Regions from separate parts of the Mus musculus genome. Here region 1 is linked to region 2. A link is a loop called in an ENCODE intact Hi-C map of the cell type or tissue named here. Cell type or tissue: heart. All regions are shown on one strand. Links, peaks and the distances in the headings refer to the core of each region. The heading gives the core; the rest is flanking DNA.

Region 1 (7,010 bases), core at 1,650-4,149, 1.1 Mb before region 2:
ATTCCATTACCTGTTTGGTTGTGTTTCCCTGTAATACTTTAAGGGATTTTTGTGTTTCCTCTTTAAGGACTTCTACCTGTTTAGCAATGTTTTCCTGTAATTCTTTGAGGGAGTTTTATGCTTCCTCTTTAAGGACTTCTACATGTTTAGCAGTGCTCTCGTGTATTTCTTTAAATGAGTTATTAATGCCCTTCTTAAAATCCTCTACCAGCATCACTAGATATGATTTTAATTCCAAATCTTGCTTTTCAGGTGTGTTGGGGTATCCAGGACTCTTTGTGGTGGGAGTATTGGGTTCTGATGATGCCCAGTGGTCTTGATTTTTGTTAGTAAGATTATTACATTTGCCTTTCACGATCCAGTAATCTCTGGTGTTAGATGTTCTAGCTGTCTCTGGCTAGGGATTGTACCTCCTGTGATTATGTTAGCCTCTGTCAGCACTCCTTGGAGTCCAATTCTCTCCTGAGTTCCAGTGGTCAGAGCACTCTCTGCAGGCAAGCTCTCCTCTTGCAGGGAAGGTGCACAGAGGTCTCTAGCTCAGATCTGCCTCCTAGCTGAAGTTGAAGGCCCGATGGGACCCTGTCCAAGAAGTTCTGTTGTTTCTGTGGCCTGAGTGCTCTCCTGGGATGACTCGTCTCTGAGAGACCCGAGATATAAGATGGTGCTCTCACTTGAGTCCCGGGGTCAGAGCCGTCTCTGGAGGCTGACTCTCCTCAGTGACCCTAAGATCCTCGGCATGCCAGAGCTCATGTTGCATGGAGAGTTCTCTGGGGATTATGGGACCATCTGCCGAGTTTGTGCCCAAGGTGGCCCAGGGCTGGCACTGACCAGAAAGACGCCAGTGCCTTCTTGTCCTGGCTACATGCCTTCCTGACTTGTAGTACAAGCTCTTCCTATTGTTCTTCCTTTCGTGACACATGAGAATGACAGTAATATAATTTTATCACTAAAGTACATATAAAGATGACTGAGTCTAAGTGTGCACATTTCACAGAGCCAGACATGTTATAAATGCATAATAACAGACAAATATTGTTAGCTTTTCATTGTTACAATAGATACTTGTAATAATCAATCTACAAAGACTTGTCTGAGGTCCATTGGTCCTATTGTATTGGGGCATGTAGTAGCTAAACACAGTGGAGACACAACTGGAGAACAAAAATCTTTCACCATACAGCAAGAATGAGAAAAGACAAAATTAAAGAATAATAATAAAAAAAGAGAACATGATCTTGAATCCCTTTCAATGACTTAAAACCTACCCAACATATGAAGTCAGCTATAGCAAAAAGACTACCTTTGAGTTACAGATAATGAAACTTAGCTTTGGAGGGGTTGAAAACTTTCCAGGCAGAGAAGAATTCAAACCCCAGCCTCTCCAATAGTCAAGTCCATACATATTTCCACTCTACCTACCTCAATGTATTGTTCATAATAGCAAAAGATTTGAGAAACAAACTAAAAAGTAAAAAAAAATTAATGGTGAAACCAACTCTGAAACTTGTACATGATGAAATACCAGTTAGTATATACATCCCTTGAAATCCAAGTAAACAGACCCTGAAGCTGCTCTGTGATGCAGAAATATAAAGCACCAGCTCCAGAGACTCCCTGCGGCTCATATACAATGCCAACACTGATCAACCCAGAAACTTCTGTCCTGTGGAGCCCTTCCCACTTCAACTCATGTGTTACTGTGGTTCTGAAAATTGAGGTCTCTCGGGGAGAATGACTTCTCTCTCATACTTGTAAGAGGCCAGGTTGGTTGCCTTGTCTGAAATCTCTATGTTACACCCCTTCTCCAGGAATTCTGTGATATCATCCTAGGTGTATTGTCATGTCACAGCACTTACTAGAGCAAATGTAATTCACTGAGCGGCAAATGTCTTTCTTCTATCTTGTGTGTAATGGAACTTAAGCACATTCTCTGTTTCATCATTTGCCCAGTTCCATAGATTGGTACAGTGTGAGTCAGTATTTTGTAGTAACAACAGCTAACGTTCCCTAAGAGTATGTGATGTACTTAGACCTGGATAAAAAAGCATTTTGTGCAGTCTGAAAGACTGAATGAACAGAAAGGCTAATTCAGAAAGTTACTGTTGCCCTCCACAGCATCATACACTGGTCAGAGGGGCAGCAGAAGAAATACAGCTCAGGGTATAGAGGTGAGTCCTGACCCAATAAGCAGGATGTAAAGGAGGGAAGATGGAGCTTGGTTACATAAGCTCCCTAATCCCTTTTTGGCTTCATATGAAAAATGAGTATTAGCATTACCTCATGAAGTTTAGGGCAGGTTTGTACATATATAAATTCTTATGTGCAGGCTACATGTATATTAGTCTCTTAAATATTTCTGGTGAGATAAAGGAAGTGCTCTGAACTCAACAATAGACAGAGAGATCAAATGTCAAAACTATGTGCCCTGCTTTTCTTTTCTCTCTCCATGGTCTCAATAAGTAGCCTACGCTGGTCTCAAATTCCCATTGTCTTGCCTTACCTTCCTGGAAGCTAATATTATAGGCCTTTGCCTAACTAATACATGCCATTTCTACAATCTTACATCAGCGAGAGGGGGGGAAGGAGAGAAGAGAGGGGGGAGAGGGGGGAGAGGGGGGGGAGGGGGAGAGAGGGGAGAGGGGGAGAGAGGGGAGAGAGGGGAGACGGGGGAGAGAGGGGTCGGGGGGAGAGGGGGGAGAGGGGAAAGAGGGAAGAGAGGAGAGAGAGGAGAGAGAGGAGAGAATATGAATGAATGAATGAATGAATGAATGACTCCTGCTCAGCTAGCTCTCTCTTTTTGTGCAATCCAGGACCTCACTGTTCACACGTGGTCAGGCTAGAATCCGCCTAGATTTTATTACTGAGGAGAATCAAATGAATGAATTCACCCCAACCCTTAGGGCAGTACACAAAGGGCTGAATCATTTATTTGTGCTCCGCATTGTGCAATAACATAGACTTTCCACTAGGGGGCAAGCATGGTTCACTCATTTTAAACACTAATAGGGAACAGTGTAGAGATCTGAGCACTTTCTCTTATAAGTCAGACCCACAGCGGCTGCAGTGGAAAACAGGTTTCCAAAACAGTAGACACCAAACAGACCATTATTATCTTTGTAGTTCATGAGCTGAGTTGTATTTTACTTAGAGGTATAATTGGATCCCACACAATTGTGCCTCTCACATTTCAGGTGTGTCTTCCTACCTGAACTAACATGATTCTAGGAAGTCCTTCTAGGTGTGTTCAGAGACTTTCAGTCTTGCACACAATAAACCCCAAGTGGTGAAGAACCTCTCACTTGCTGTTGGGCTTACAGTGTCCAGTGTTGGGAAATATTTTCTTCTAGAACAAAGTGAAGTGATGGGGAAATGTTCAAATTAGTATTTTGAATCTTGTAGCCCATCCCAGAACAATTGTTTTCATAAACAATGCAGCTGCCTTCACATTGGTAGACACCTGTGCCTGCAGCATTGTGTCCTGGACAACTTACATCAAGCAAGAGAAACACAAAGGCATGGCTTACACACACCCATGAAGAAAACCCAAACTCCTGTGAGTTCACCTCTTCGTGCCTATCCATTTAAAGATATTTTATCTTAAAACTAGAGATGTGATGCTTATGGAAACTGACTCACTTGTGCAATTATCTAAGTTGCACACTCTATCAGCTGAGATTTCCAGTGAGCATTCTTTATGTTTGAAAGATGTCAAACTACGCTATTCAAATGCACATGTTGGGCAAATATCTAAATGAACCAGTGAGGCAATAGCACAGAGAGAAATAGCTTAAAAGTTTTGTTTCCTATGTTTCTATGTTGAAGCCTGGGAGTTTGAATGAAAAAATACAATAAAATTTAGGTGTCATAGTTAATACTGATTTTCAATCTGGAGTCACTGAAAATACATGTCGCTAAGCGCGTCTTGAGGGGGTTTCTAGATCAAGCAAATTAAGGATAGAAAGACCCACCCTAAATATGTCTGGAACTATTCTAGGGTAGAGTTCATTCATAACACAAAACCAGCAAGCTAGCTGGATAGCAGCGTCCATCTCTCTCTGCTCCCTAGCTGTTGGTGCACCATGGCCAGCTGCCTTCTGTTCCTTCTCCCGTGCCTTTCTCACTAAGATGGACCATACCCCTGAGTGTGAGTCCTCTCTCCCCTGCTTGCTTCTTAAAAGGTGATTTATCACTTCCCAACAATTAAGAAACCTTTCTTACCAAACTGGAGGTCATATTGGCAAATACGGTCCTTTTATGTGAGTGGCATTTATAATACTGCATGTATTACAGAATGCAAATTTTTAAACAAAATAATTTCTGAAAAATTAAATATTTTTAGAATATAAAGTAATTCTGAATCAAAAAATTAGTAATCTGGTATAATATTCTGTTTTAATAAACCCCAAAACATAGGTAAATAAATATGTAAGCCCCACTCATATAATAAGAGTAATTTTCACTAGTGGAAACACTTAGCTAAATTTAAGTAAATTAACAGCCAACAGTATTCTTACAAGGAGCTATTTTAACATGGCTAGGAGTAGACTTGTACAATGTAAACTGGAGTTGGCTCAGTCTGTCCTGGAGGACCCACACAGACCAGAGTTATGGGTTCTGGGGCACTTGAAAGCCGTGGATAGGAAATCAAAACATAGAGCCTATATACGTCCTAGCTCTGCTGCGTACCGCATCAAGACTCCGATAAGAAGTGACACTTGCCAGTTTTCTTGTGTGTAATGTTTGGGTCATGATGCAGTGCCCTGACAAGAACACACAGAGAAAGGTGTAGTTTCACAAGTGCTCCTGATGCCACTGAGATGGCAAATTAGCAAACATGACGCTTTCTCTCTGGCAGCACTGGATGTCAAACACATGCGTGTTCAGAACCCTCGGAGACACACTTGAGACCGTTTAGCAGTCGGGCCCTGTCCCTATTCCAGCCTTATCTTCTACAACTGTGTAGAAGGCTGGAATCTTGGTAGGCCTGCTTCCTGTCTGTTACCAATCCTATACTCATGTCCTTTCACTTGATGGAACTAAGTGACGGTTCAGACAAAGTCACACCGTTCAACGGACCTCAGGAGGGAAGTAAAGGAAGAGGTACAGAGGCTGGGGAGTAGGGGTGGGGCGTCTCACCTATTTACTAGGGCCATGGCTCATGCGCAGGAGACAACAGGGCAACAATGGGAATTGCCATTGCCAACTCCTTTAGGGGCTGGTTAGGAAGATGCCTGATTGTCAGTATTGTCGTGGGAGTCCCTTTTGGGCTGTCCACAGAGGTGCCTGACTGCTAACACTACTTTGTTCCACACAGTCCAAGTCCGCGTCCTTTCTCTACCTGACTTGTTTTACTTAATGTTACCTCTTACACACTCATCTACACATTGTCACACATATGGCTTTTCTTTCTTTCTTTCTTTCTTTCTTTCTCTCTCTCTCTCTCTCTCTCTCTCTCTCTCTCTCTTTCTTTCTTTCTTTCTTTCTTTAGAAGATGTATAGATTTAGATTCACAGGAAAGTCTGTCAAATCTTCTGGGCCAGGTGGCTGAAGATGCATGCCCCACCAACCACAGAGAAACACTGGGTGAGAGTCAAGGTTGTTAGTAAGTCTCTGCCATTTTTATAGGCTCAGCAACTGCTTGGTCAGCACTTCCTGCTTACTCAGATGAAATTTATCCTTCTCGAGTCTCCAATGGGGTTGAAGACTAGTTGTAGTTTTATCAGTTTATCAGTCACAACCACTTTACTTATCTTCATAGGTAACATTCAGACCACAGGTTTCATTCTCCTAGAGCTACATGTCTGCCTTACAATTTTCCTTGTTACCAGATTCAGAAAAGAGAAACTCAAAAAAGTGGTGTGAAGCATTCAAAGGTTGGAAGACATAAAAACTTAAATTGTGAAGAATTTAAGAATGTATTTTAGGGTGTAGGAAGATGCTTTAAAGCTGGAAAATGCAAGTTAAGAAAGTTGGAGAATGTGAACTCTTAAGTTATAAGAAGGTATTTTAAGGTTGGTAAATGAAAGTTGTGAAGGTTAGAGGATGGAATGCTTAAGTGGTGATAAGAAAATTATTTAAGGGATATATGCTTCAGATTTCTTTCCCTTGCTAATCTGACCCAAACCCTGTACAGAACTTTGAACACACAAGATAGGAGAGATGGTGGAGTACTTTCTCCAAAGTTGCCAAATACAAATAGACTGGCCATTATGAATATAATTCTTACCCAGATAGTTCTCATAATTGTCCTTATTGTATATAGTGTACTGATGTTAAGAGATAAAGCCATTTCTTAGACTAAAAAGGGGAGATGTTGGGATGACCTATACCCACATATATTGTATCAAATGGCTATGTAGGTATGGCTCTGTATTTTCAGTTGTTAAATGCTTTGCTGGCTGGATCTTTGGTATTGTCCTTTCTGTGCTTTGTTGCCTGCTTTCTATATATATGTAAGTATTTGTCACTCCCTCGCCTGCCCAAAAAGAGGATTCTCTGAGATTATCATGTTCAAAAGCAAGCAGCCGTGGTGAAGATTAAGTAGCCCTCAATGCCAAAAAGCAACAAAGAGGGATGGACCAGGTGCTGTTCTAATGCTGATTGATTCTGACTGGATGGATAAGGAACTGGGCTTTCTGTAAAATAAAGAGCAGGCAGTGAGACTGGGCTAAAACAACCAGGCACACCAAGGAGAAGATGAAAGAAGCAGGCAGTACAAGGTAGAGCAGTGAGAGCCACATGGAACGGCAGAGAAGACAAATTAAGTTAGGAGGCTAGCTGAGAGACTGCCCCAACAAACAGGCTAACGGCTTTAAACTATATAGATGTCTCTATGTCTTCATTATATTAAACTTCAAGTGGGACCCCAAAAGTCCTGCAATACCTGAGTACAGACACCACACATTCTTAATTTTTTCCACCATCAGTGAGTCCTTGGGTTTCTACTTCTTGACTATAATGATTATCACAAACAATATGAGCATGCCAATTGTTTCTTTAATACACAATTA
Region 2 (7,010 bases), core at 2,568-5,067:
TGTTGTCCACTGACTTTTTCTTAAACCCAGCTGTGGCCAAGTTGGCTCTGAAAGGACCAGAGTTACATAAGGGGACCAGTGTGCTGAGAGAGAAGAGACCACGGAGGTAAAACGAGGCAGTCCCAGCCTGCATGCTGCATAGCCACCCAAAGCAAGTGTTCCTGGCTCTGCTAGGCTGCAGCTGCTGAGCAAGTCAAATCAGAGAAAGGAGCTCAGTGAATAAGGAAGACAGAAGTGAAAGGCGAGGCCGCAGCCAAGAGTCTCCAGATAACGCTGGGACATTAGGGAGCAAAGGAATTTATGACCTAGAGAATATACTTAGCTGGGCCTTTCTCACATCGCTACAATCACAGTTAAAATTATCTGGGCTCGAATAAAAGAATGCTCTGTCCCAGTCATTATTCATGTTTCTCCTAAAGGCACAAATTCCAGCATAGGCAATTTCACTGGGAACCAAACTATTTATTTACAAGAGGCTTTGCTTACCACCACTGCATCAGACAAGAAGAAATCCGCTCACATAGGATCCAGACCTGGCTTCCTCTGGCCTATGTCTGGGTGGGAAGAGGGGCTCTGCCATTATGGTGATATAAATAACAATATAAATGAGCACCATTAGAAAGCCTCAGCAAGGCCAAGGGCAGGGGCAGTACCATCCCAGAGGAAAGACATAACCCAGGATGAAGACTCCTGACCCTGCACACTCTGGAACTTACCCCAATTTGGAGATTACATCATTCTGTGCCTCAGTTTCCACACTCCTGCAGGTGATATGACACTGGTAAATTCAGAGATGCTGAGAGGGAAAAATCTGTTGGCAGTTATCCATGCTGAGTGTGGAGGAGATGGGTAACAAGAACACCTCATCCCCCAGATGAGGGACCCTTTATGTGCAGACCTCTGAAGTCTATGATGCAGAAGATGACCAAGAGGCAAGACAAAAAAGGAAGCTTCCTGAAGGAGGAGAGTGAGCTCTTGCCCCCACCTATCACCCTGGCTCTTTCTCAGGGTCAGTGAAGGACCCAGCTGTGGCATCCATTGTCCTCCCTGGAAAAGTGGGTCAGGTAATCCCTCAAAGTGGACTGTCCTGCAGACCCCAAACACTCTCAGTGAGTGACACAGGAGCTGGGCAAGAGCACACTCGTGTCTGTCATCATAGGTGAGCAGGCTTTTGGCTGCTAGGTTCCACGCTCAAAGTGTGCTCCACACAGTAATGCCAGCTCACCCCTACGCTTCTAAGGGAGAGGAGTCTTTCCCCATAACTCCCTTGTATGGTCCCTTGGCTGCACCAAGTCCTCGCTGGTATATACATGGCCCTGGCTCCCTGGAAATGCCACTGTGTACTCATACCTGGGTTTCACACCTCCCTCCCATCCTCTATGAGAACCTTTTTGATCTGGCCTGTGCTAGATATGTGTCTTTGAGCTGCTTGTCCAAGCTTCTCCCTAACAGAATCGGGCCTCCTCCTGAGAAATCACTGACCAACCTCATCCCAGATGCAGACTAGATCTTGATAAGATAGACAATGTTGCTGGGTCCCTGTGGCCCCTCAATGGCGCTGGTGAACTGGTGAAAGGCAAGGGGTCTGGTTCTCACCAGCCATGTGGGAATATAAGTAATGGGGCTAAGAAGTCGCCCTCCTCACACTTGCTCTGGCCTACTCCCAGGGAGAGCGCATAGGTGTGCCCTCTTCCCTGAGGAAGGAGCCTGGTTCTTTAAGTTACCAATTTATGCACCTTTTATTTGAACCAGAAGTCAACTTCTATGGAGTCAAGCCACTGACACGCAAGGTTTTATTTAGCTCATAAGCCATAGTTACTGCCCCCACACCCCCCAAGAATCTAATCACATACACTAGAAGATCATATAGAAAAAGGTGTCTGGTTTTAATTAAAGGGATCTGTCCAACTTCATTCTGTGTGGCCATACTACAGTGATTCACCTTCAAAGTCTGAAGGGATCTCTGGTCAGTCCACCTTCTCCTTGACTAAACCGACAAACTTGTTCTACAAGAAGTTACAAAGCCAAGATTGCTCCACACATATGCCCCATCCCTGGGTCCAAAGCTGTGGCCTCCAGGATCCATTCAGTAAAGCCTTGAGCATCTTCCTGCTGGCCCCAGAGTTGTGTATCTTAGTCTACTTCCTGTGATTATAACAAAATGCCACCTGGTGAGTAACTTACAGAGTGGTTCACTTTGCCTCACTATTGCAGAGACTGGGACATCCCAGAGCGAGTTGCTGATGTGGTCAGTGGTGAGGTGAAGGCAGGCAAGAGAAACGTAGAAGCTGAACTTGCTTCCATAGCAACCTGCTCCTATGATAATGAACCATCTCAAATCTTCTCAAACTACCTGTGAGTAAAGACCAGGATTTTACTTCTAGTCTGTCACAGACTGATACATTTGTGAAAAATTAATCACCAAAAGTTACTAGAATAGTTAGTGAAAAGGGGAAAGCCAGGTGAAATAGACATCTGCACATTTTATCACGAGGTTTGGCAGATGTAAAATCGCCCCACCTGAGGTTTCTAATCGCTCTCCATTTTGCAAACACTACGTGGCATAAAGTGACGTAGGGGTTACTCTGGGACTGACCCAGCTCATATCCACATTCAGCAAATACCACCTAGGGTAAAAGTCTGACTGCTCCCAGTCAGACCAACCCCATTGTCCCATTGCTGGCTCTTGTGATAGAATACTGTGAAATGGTAGAGAGCCAAGCATGCTGGTGAATGCCTATAATCTCAACCTGTGGGAGGTAGAGACAGGAAGGTCATCTTGCTACACTCTGAGTCTGAGGCCAGCTTGAGCTATATTATACAATATAGCTCAAAAAAACCAAACCAAAAAGAAAAGGTAGAAAATAATTAGCTTACTGAACCTTACTTAAAAGTTTATGAACCTACCCCAGGCCATTTAGGGGACCTTACCCATTCATCCCAGGCTCTCTATCCCCTCAGGGGTATGTCAGCCTACATGTTGCTCCAGCAAGAGTGAAGATTACATCAGGAACAGCTAACATAGCAGGTCCCTGAAATACCATAATAAGCCACAGCAAACAGTGGCTTTGATACCCCAGGGTTGGGGAACACCTGTGGGGGGGTGGAGTTATTCTCAGAGGCAAAGCAGAGATAATGGGTGGAAGAACTCAGCAAAGTGGAACTGGGAGGGACAGCATTTGGGATGCAAATAAATAAAACAATTAATACAGAATTTGTTAAACAACAGACATAGATTCTCGTTTTGCTTACATCCACCACACTAATGAAGAGTACTCAGTATCAGGCCGCTCCCAAAACTGAGCACCAGAGGACCATTAGCTACAGAGAAACAGCCATTAAGTCTCCACAAAAAGTATCCCCACCTATCTAGGCTGAGGGAGTCCCAGTGGCTCATGGGAGGATCGTTGGGACTCAGTGCTCGCCATGGAGATAGCATTGGTCTTCCTCTTCATACTCTTGCCTGAAGCATATACACAAGGGATTGGGATATCTTGGAAAGTGGGCAGAGTCCCAGAAGTTTTAAGTAGAAAACCTCTCCCATGACTAAAGCTATTTTATAAGACCCTCAAATTTCTCAGAGCATCAACATGTAGCCAGCATTCAAAACACTTTAGAATGAGTAGATGAAGCCAGCTAGGAATGAATGCTGGTGCCTCTCAAGTTGAACATCTCAGACAGTACAGCATTAAGTCCCTGGTGGTCAGGGGCAGTCCAAGGCCTCAATAACCCATATAATTCTTTCCTGACAGTTATTAAAGATAGGCATGTCTTATCCAAGACGTTCCTCTAGCTTAAGCCTGACCTTAGTTGGAACAAGTCAGTTTACTGCCACCTACTGGAAAAGTTAAACACACAATGCTGCAGTGTCACTGATGCGAGTAGTTCCCTCAGGCTGGTACCTGGAACAGGTGCCATTTCTGCAAACACGGAAGGCTGTGCAGAATAGCTCTGAGTGATGACGGTAAGACTTTGAGCAGCAGAGGCAAAGCGGGTTCCATTGTAGGAGGGGGCTCCCACATGTACCTCATGATGGAGAAAAGTCAAGGTGAGGCAGGAATACAGGCTTTCTCCAGCTTTGGGGGAACAGACAGGTCTTGCTCACAAGACTCGTGGTCTGAGAAAGGCTTTTCTATGGAAGACAGTGTGAGAGAGTGATGAGGGTCTTAGGAGGCTTCTCATGCTGCAGTAGAAAGCGCTGTACCCATGCACATACAAGCAAGTTTAGACTCTGGGTATTTAGAGAGAGAGAGCAATAGAGAGTAAGAACAGGAAGTTGGGAGGGGAAATGGGGGGGGAGTTAGAGGAGGGCTGAGAGGGCAAGGGATGGATAGTGGATTTGATCCAAACACACAGTATGCATGTGTGAATATTATATAAAATATTGTTTAAATAAAACATTAATTTTTTTTAAATAAATGTCTCTTTTCTCCCTATTTTCTGAGCCTTCCATGCTTGAGCGCCCATGAGGACGGGTCCCAAAGGTCACACTTCATTTCCTTGGTAATGCCTTTTGTGGTTGGATTGTAAACATGGACAAGAGCCACAAGAAAGAATATTTGCATAGGATGGTGCACACACAGCCTGGGGGATGCCCTGGTGGGTAAAATAAATCCTTCCCGATGGGGCTGTGGAAAAGAAACTACCAGACGCTATGATGGTTTGAATGAAACTGACTCCGTAGGCTCATAGGGAGTAGCACTCTTAGAAGCCATGACCTTGTTGGAGTGAGCATGGCCTTGTTGGAAGAAGTTAGTCACTAGGGTTAAGCTTTGAGCTTCCAAACACTCAAGTCAAGCCCGATGCCACTCTCTCTTCCTGCTGCCTGTTGACCTTGATGTAGAACTCTCAGCTACATCACCAGCACCATGTCTGCTCACATGCTGCCATGACAGTGAACTAAAGTTCAGAACTGTAAGTGAGCTCCAACTAAATGCTCCTTTACACAAGTTGTCATGGTCAGGGTGTCTCTTCACAGCAATAGAACCTCCAGCTGAGACAAACACAGAAGCCAGAAGCCAGGAATGCTCATCAGAGAGGAAAGGGGGAAAGAGATAGTTTAAAAACAAGGCGTTGTATTTCTCCTCGAAGAGTAGTTTTTCCTGTTGACTTTGTGCCTTATATGTCATACAAAAGGCAAGAAATTCTGCTCAATACCTGCTCAGAAAAATAAAAACATTGAAAGTAAGAGTGTTCACATAGCCTGAACATTTTCTTTTCCAATAATCTTCCACTAACATAGCTAGAATAGCCAGCAGAGACACTGGTGTGGGTTTAAGCAAGTGTATCATCTTCTAGGCAGATCCTTGAATTTCTTTAATTTTACATTAGGATATAAAATCATTCATTGTAATGGGTCACTAAATGCACGAAGTCCTTCAGAAGCGCCATCGATGAAAGCACAGCCTAGGCAAAGGGAAATACACTGTGATTTCTGCTCTGGCTGTATTTCCATTTCCTAATAACAATAATGAACTTGAAGCATTGTATTTGCATACAGATAGGTCTAGATTCCTGTTTAGGGGAGGCTATACAGTTAAGCATGTCACTGATGTGCACTTCCCAGCCTCGAAATACAATTTAAAGATCACTTTATGGAGAGTGGAATTACAGCAATGTGTTTAAGCATTGGGGTTAGGGCTTTTCTAAAAATTGTTGGCAACAGGGCCACATTCTCTAGCACATAAAAGTCGAGCACAAGTTCTGAACCCCTACAGCTCAGTGGAGGCAATTCTTTAAATGTCAGCATGGCACCAACTACAGTGTACTGTTACACAGTCCATCTTCCAAGCCTCAACACTGTTCCTCCCTTCATTCTGCCTGTGAACCACAACAAAGACCAGTGTGATATCCCTAAAAGGCACAATGGTGGCAGTTATGTGTGGTGTGTCTTAGATAGGGTTTCTATTGCTGCAACAAAAAATCATGACCAAGAAGCAAGTTGAAAAGGAAAGGGTTTATTAGGCGTACACTTCCACATTGCTGATCATCATTGAAAGAAGTCAGAACAGGAACTCACACAGCAGTAAACCGGAGGCAGGAGCTGACCCAGAGGCCATGGAGGAGTGCTACTTACTGGCTTGCTCCTCGTGGTTTGTTCAGCCTGCTTTCTTACAGAACCCAGGATTACCAGCCCAGGAATAGCACCAACCCACAATGGACTGGGCCCTCCCCCATTGATCACTAACTGAGAAAATACCTTAGAGCTGGATCTCATGGAGATATTTCCTCAAATGAGTCTCCTTCATCTCTGATGACTCTAGCTTGTGTCAAGTTGACACAAAACCAGCCAGTACAACTGACTCCCTGTCAACTTAATTCACAAATATATCACTATTAAGCCACAAGCCTTCCTTTCTTATTCATCCTTAAGATCTCACATTAAAAACATAAGTTTAAAAGTCCCACAGTCTTTGCAAATTCAAACACATTAAAATTTCAGTCCCTTTAAAATTTCCAATCACTTTTTAAATCCAAAGTCTTTTAAAATGTAAACTCTCTCAACTGTGGGCTCCAGTAAAATACTTTCATACTTCAAGGGAGAAAAATCAGGGCACAATCACAAGCAAAGCAAAGCAAAGAAAAAGCAAATCCCAACCATCCAATGTGTAGGATCAACTCATGATCTGGACTCCTCCAAAGGGCTTGGGTCACTTCTCCAGCTCTGCCCTCTGTAGCATACAGCTTGTCTTCAAGGCTCCATCTGGCTCCACTCCACTGCTGATGCTGTCCTTTGTGGTTATTCATGGTATTGGTATTTATTTCCAAAACTGCTGGGGTTTTCTGATGCAACTGGGCTACACTTTCACCAATAGGCTCTCTTCATGGTACCAAGCCTCAATGTCTACTGAGGCTGCACCTTCACTAATGGCTCTCCTAGCTTCAAGTCTCAGCTATTCTCCATTGATGACTTGATGCCTTAAAAACCAGCACCACCTAGGTGACTCCCATACTACCAAGTTTGGTTGACAGTGTTAGGTATAACCTTGGTCGCCACTGAAACATAGCTT

The links. A loop is a pair of places that touch in the nucleus more often than their neighbours do. Peaks named below come from ENCODE experiments on the same cell type or tissue, not always from the same donor. Only the 100,000 strongest peaks of a DNase experiment are listed, where the experiment ranks them.
Region 1: a loop joins it to region 2, with 3 times the contacts of the local background. A loop is called at or near these places in 3 of 42 quality-filtered maps.

The regions. Positions count from the first base shown.
Region 1 is chr15:32,762,435-32,769,444 of GRCm38, reverse strand. The region is part of intron 1 of Gm41289 (predicted gene, 41289); the gene reads left to right. Among named protein-coding and RNA genes, the nearest start is that of Gm41289, 7.2 kb to the left of the region's middle. In heart, for the core only: a CTCF peak has its summit at 2,965 (motif pointing right); no DNase peak of the experiment used is centred there.
Region 2 is chr15:31,670,109-31,677,118 of GRCm38, reverse strand. No RefSeq gene overlaps it. Among named protein-coding and RNA genes, the nearest start is that of Gm32383, 38 kb to the right of the region's middle. In heart, for the core only: a CTCF peak has its summit at 3,847 (motif pointing left); no DNase peak of the experiment used is centred there.